Linked DNA regions of Homo sapiens: region 2 is linked to region 1. Evidence: chromatin loops called from intact Hi-C (ENCODE). Cell type or tissue: dorsolateral prefrontal cortex. All regions are shown on one strand. Links, peaks and the distances in the headings refer to the core of each region. The heading gives the core; the rest is flanking DNA.

Evidence for each region. A loop is a pair of places that touch in the nucleus more often than their neighbours do. Peaks named below come from ENCODE experiments on the same cell type or tissue, not always from the same donor. Only the 100,000 strongest peaks of a DNase experiment are listed, where the experiment ranks them.
Region 2: it touches region 1 in a loop (6-fold over the local background); 12 of 110 quality-filtered maps call a loop at or near these places.

Annotation. Positions count from the first base shown.
Region 1 is chr7:103,147,783-103,150,582 of GRCh38, reverse strand. NAPEPLD (N-acyl phosphatidylethanolamine phospholipase D) reads left to right here and starts at 1,484. Exons shown (of 5, transcript NM_001122838.3): 1 at 1,484-1,772. LOC105375434 reads right to left here. Exons shown (of 3, transcript XM_047421168.1): 2 at 19-1,565. The coding sequence ends at 763. In dorsolateral prefrontal cortex, for the core only: CTCF peaks have their summits at 1,151 and 1,452; DNase peaks (open chromatin) are centred at 1,072 and 1,312; H3K4me3 peaks cover 2,500 bases; H3K27ac peaks cover 2,500 bases.
Region 2 is chr7:103,343,591-103,346,390 of GRCh38, reverse strand. DNAJC2 (DnaJ heat shock protein family (Hsp40) member C2) reads left to right here and starts at 1,624. Exons shown (of 17, transcript NM_014377.3): 1 at 1,624-1,832. The coding sequence starts at 1,769. It also overlaps a transcript of PMPCB not described here. RefSeq lists an enhancer at 1,442-1,681. In dorsolateral prefrontal cortex, for the core only: a CTCF peak has its summit at 1,627; DNase peaks (open chromatin) are centred at 1,570 and 2,070; H3K4me3 peaks cover 1,619 bases; H3K27ac peaks cover 1,418 bases.

The DNA.
Region 1 (2,800 bases), core at 139-2,638:
GTAGTAACTTCAACTTACCCTTTGGGTTTGTATGTATGCTGTTACTTTTTTTTTTTTCTTCTGTTGCACAAAGGTATTATTCACCTTATGCAGTTTCAGCTCCACCCAGGTGCAAGCAGCTCTTAATCACCCTTAAGTTCAGCAGCCACTCTAAGCTAGCCTGAGGAGATAAAGTCCACACTTGACATACAGTTCTTTACATTCCTCCAATGTCACACAGGCACATTCACTTTCAAAATGCAGAATAGTTTGGTCTGCATTTTTCTGCCAGTCTTATCTGCATTTAGAACCTGTGGTGGTGGTTTCTTTTTTGCCAAGATAACCCCAGGGACAAGCTTTTTTTTTTTTTTTTGACCCTGGCACACCCCAGGACTTTTATAATCTTTTTGCCCAACAACCCATTGTTGAATTTTACTTCGACATGCCTGTACTTTACTTCTTGAAACAACTAATTTCATTCTGCAGTTTAAAAAGCAAATCCAGTAAGAAACTCAGAATCACAATCGTATGCTCTTTCATAGTTATCCTAGCGTTAAAAAAGATGCAAATTTAGATGAGAACCGTGTGTACCAGGGGGCTGTGACATCATTTTAAAAGTAAACGATCACACAGTGAACAATGCCGTGCTCCCATTAATATTCAATACGTACTGTACAACATTTCAAATTAGAGTTTAGTTTCTTCGCTACCAGGATCCTAGCGCCATAGGCTGTAAGTATTCAAATGCTTCTCGACTGTGATTGAGTTGGCTATGACAGTCCGTCAATGGGTCTGCAGGATCCCATTTAGTTTTAGCAACTGTGGCTGGTGTCCAGGAATGCGTTCATGCGATCTGAAAGTAAGCCTCTGGCTTAGGACAGCGGGGGGAACCAATTTGATCTTAGGAGGGTCCCTGCAGAGTGTTTGAGTCGCGAGGCGGGCCGGGGCAGGCCGCGTGCTCCCAGGCGCTTCCTTTACCAAGATGGCTTCGGCGCCCCGGCCCACAGGGGCGGCCATCTTGGTAAGGGCTGGAGAGGCAGCCTGAAGGAGGCCACCGCTGGCCCTGCTGTCAGATTCGAAGGTCATAATAAGGGAGTGACCCGGCGACGACTCGCCCCAACGATGGCGAGGCGGCGAGAGCTGAAGCGCTGCCTGCAGCTGCTGGCGTCCTCGGCGGAGCCAGCGCGGCGGGCTCGGGTTAGGAAGAACCCGAGCGCCTGCCGCGGTCGCCCCTCCCGCTACGCGGCGGCGCTTTGCGCGGGGACTCTGTGGCCGGAAGCCGCGGAACTGAGGCGGCGCGCGCTCCCGGCCACCCCAAGCGCGAGGTGAGTCCGCACCCCCGCGCTCGCACCCCGCCGCTCTGGCCGCGCGCCCGCGGCCCGGGATCCCGAGTGTCCGGAGCTCCGTGGTTTCTGTTGGACCTCGCGGGAGGCGGTTTTCTCCCGCCTGCTGTGCTCTGTGACCTCTCTGCTGCCTCCTCCACGGTCTCTGGGCGGAGCAATCCACACTGCTGAGCCTGGGGTGGTTTGGAATTCTTCGGCGAAGTGGAGCGGGCTGAGAGTGGGTTTCCCGTCCCCGAGCCCTCCCTCATCTCGGAGATGCCGCACTTGTGAGCGACAGGGCTTCATTTGAATTTTCGCACCTCGCGAGTTGCGGAGCCTGCATCTCTGAAGCTGCCTCGGTGAAGAGCCACAGCATTATTTTTTTTCTCTTTGGGAGAGTAGCTGTCTGGGATTTGAGATCCTATCTTCCCTGCAAATTACCAGGTTGCATCTTCACTGATAGGAATACATGTGGGTTTATCTTCTTTTGGTTGTATGTAAATGAATGGGTCGACAACTTCCTCCGAGCAACTTATTGTTGCTTCATCTATAGTGTTTATCTTCTAAAAATCCATTCCAACAGGTTTCTCCCCTTTTATTTTGGAATAAGTGTACTTATTTAACTATGGAATGGAAATGAAGAGCAAAAAAAAAAATGGGGCTAGCTGGGGAGGGGTGGTGGAAGGCTGTGCTTTCTTGAGTTTTCTGTTCTGTGGTTGTTTGCTTCTTATAAATTGGGTATTATTGTGGGCTTTTCAGAACACGTATTCAGATAGGTTTTTGTTGTTGTTGTTTTGTTTGTTTGTTTTTTCCTTTTTTTTTTTTTTCAAGCTAGAGCTCGATATGGTAGATACTCTTCCATGGGTTCCGGGATCACATGCATTCATTATACGTCAGTTAAACCTGGAAAATATTAAGGGAGTGAGTAAAGTTTAACAGCCTTTTAAAAAGTCATTTAGTTCTTGTCTTTGCCTTTACTGTACGTTGTTATATATACATGTTATAATATGACTGACTCACCTGGTTGGCTTTGGCTTAGCATGAAATGTTTGCTACTTGATAATTCTGATTAATTTGTCCAGGAAGTCATTCCTGAGATGCAGTTCTTCAAATTGAGAAATAATTCCCATGTTTGTTAAAAAATGGAAATCTCTAACATTTCCATTTCTATTTTCAGTTACATTGGTTATGAATTAGCCGCAGACATGGACATCGTTTAGAAAGAAGTTATGTAATCTTTAAAAAGAAGATTACCTATATCCCACAATAGTGTGATTTTTGTTGCAAGAAAATACTGGGTCTGTTAAAGAAGAAATTTAGGGTAAAAGTACTTATTTAAAATAATAATTTAAGGAGAGATTGAGGGGTTAAATTTGTTTCAAGTCAACTGAAAATATAGTCAGGATTTTCAGAGATTTTGTTTTGTTAACATTCTGCAGGCTTTCCTGCTACAAGAATTATGGTAAGTCTCCAAGAGATAAAAATACTTAGTGTATTTC
Region 2 (2,800 bases), core at 71-2,570, 200 kb before region 1:
GGGAGGCTGAAGCAGGCAGATCATGAGGTCAGGAGTTGGAGACCAGCCTGGCCAACATGGCTAAACCCCGTCTCTACTACAAATACAGAAATTAGCTGGGCGTGGTGGCACGCACCTGTAATCCCAGCTACTCGGGAGGCTGAGGCAGGAGAATCGCTTGAACCTGGGAGGCAGAGATTGCAGTGAGCCGAAATCAGGCCACTGCACTCCAGCCTGGGCGACAGAGCAAGCCTCTGTCTCAGAAAAGAAAACAACAAAAAAACAAAAACCCATGTTAGAGTTAATGGTAAAATTGAATGGGAGGAGGTGTGAGGAAAAAAATATATTAATATGAAGAAAGTGGAGTCAGGTTACTTTGCACCTTGGAGCATGTTTTAACAGTGGTTGCATTAGTAGGGATCAGGAAGAGGTTTTGGGGCAGAAGATTAGTTCAATTTTTTTTTTTTTAAAGACGGGGTCTCACTGTTACCCAGGCTGGAGCGCAATGGTGTGATCTCAGCTCACTGCAACCTCCACCTCCCGGCCTCAACGATCTTCCCACCTCAGCCTCCCTTAGTTCAATTTTTGAAAAGTCAGTTTTGAAGTGACAATTTTATCATGCAGCAGATATACAGACCAATTAAATGTATTTAATTGGCCTGGCACAGTGACTCACGCCTCTAATCCCAGAGTTTTGGGAGACTGAGGCAGGAGGATCCCTTGAGGCCAGGAGTTCAAGACCACCTTGGGCAACATAGTGAGACCCTGTCTCTACAAAAAAAAATATACATATATATATATATAATATATTTAAAAACTTTAATTGTGAAAATATAATGAAATTAGTAAGTTATTTTCTAATTTACTAATTTCTGGTGGTCCTTGCTAAAGAGTGGCATATCAAGTTTATTTTATTGAACCTGTTTCAGATACTGCTGTTGGGGGTGAGCCTTTACCCACTGTTTGTTTTTGCTAGTTTTTGCTTTTGACTGCAGTCTTAGAAGGAAGCATATAGTAGGAATACAATTGATTTTATTATACATTAAAAAATTAAGTCCCAGAGTCCTATAATTGGGAATATCTTGAATAAAAACTTCATTAGAACAAGGTAAAAATATTGCTGGCCTTGGAATACAATCTAACACACTAGAGAGAGGTTTCTTCTCCAAGCGAGTATTAAAAGATATAATGCAGGTAAATTAGTAATAGCACGACAAATATTAGCTGCTATTATCATCATCAAGTTAAACACAAATGTATCACAAATACACGTACGTAATTCTCCGCAAATGTATATACTAGTCGTCGATACTGGTTCATACAGGTATTTTCATTTTTTACTTAAAAGTATAGCGCTCCTGGGAAAATCACTGATTAGGTTCAGATTAATACATAAAGCAGTAAGAACTTAAAGATAATATAAAAAGAACTGCTTTTAAAGGTTATGTTCTATGTATTGCACTGGGACGTGGAATATAATCCTTTTTACAGGAAAACTGATGCGCCTAGGAACCATTCTCTCGTGCGACTTGGTCTCCAGCCGGATCTCAGTCAGTATAGAACTAGGTTACCGCACACGTTGGCGGGGGTGGGAGGGTGTGAGACTGGCCTCCACACCACGAAAGATCCATCCCGGAAGTGCTTACTGGTCGTCTCCATGCGCCGGTTCCTGGGCGTCTTAGAGCCAAGGCGCGAGGCTCGGAGTGAGAGGTAGAGCTGGAGGGGACCCTAAGCGCCCTCCGCCCGGGACGTGAGCCGCTGCGCCCACCGGGCTAGACCCGGCGCCATCATGCTGCTTCTGCCAAGCGCCGCGGACGGCCGGGGCACCGCCATCACCCACGCTCTGACCTCTGGTAAGTGCCCACCCAACCTCGGTTCCTTCTCACCTCAGCTGCCCCTGCCTCAGTCCTCCGCCTCGGCAACCCTGGGCTCTCTCTACCCTTGACCCTGGCGACTAGCCCCGGGGCCGTATGGGGCCGTGACGAGTGCCTTTTTGCTCCGTGTTTTAAAGTAATCCTACCCTAGATTAGAAGGAAGGAGGGTGAGGGGTGCCTTCCTTTTGCTCCTACCGTTGCTTCCTCCTCTCGCCGCTGCTGACTCATGGATTGGGCTGAGCATTTCGGGACGGAACCCCCCAGCACCCCAGAAAGGTTCTCATAAGCATCTCCTTGCCTACGGTGGAAAGACTACGCGCAGCGAGCACCCCACGTGCCTGGGGTCGTACAAAGCTTTGCTACTGGCGCTCTCTTAAACAACTTTCTCCCTCTCTACGTTTGCTCCGGCCTTGTTTTTTAAATGTCACAACTCAGACACCGCTCCTCATACTCGGTGTTCAAAGACTGTGCTGCTGAAAAGATCCGCGTAGACTTTGAAAGGCAGTTATTACAAGTGAAACTTGTCCTGCTGCTGTAGGTTTTAGTTTTATGGCCCAGGACAGTCATGAGTATTGTAAACTTAAGAGTCTTCAGGTCCAGTGATCTACAGTAATTCCCATAGCCAGTCACATAGGCGCTTGTTGAATGTGATTTTGAACATAACCCATGGCACGTGTTGCATTTATGTGTCTCCGTGTGCCTCTTACAACTAGAGCAAAAGGCTTAAAAGGCAGTGTTCTTAAAAGCCACACACCCATACTACACAGGTAGTACCTTTTTGACAGTGTTTTAATCCTCTCCTGTGTAAGGTGGAGGAAATCTTAAAATAAGTTGTTCAGGGATTTTCCTTTTTTGAATTGCTAGTATACACATGTACAGTGATTTACCCCCACTTCCCAGGAATAGATGATACCTTTACTACAAGTTTGTAATTTCAGAGAGTTTCT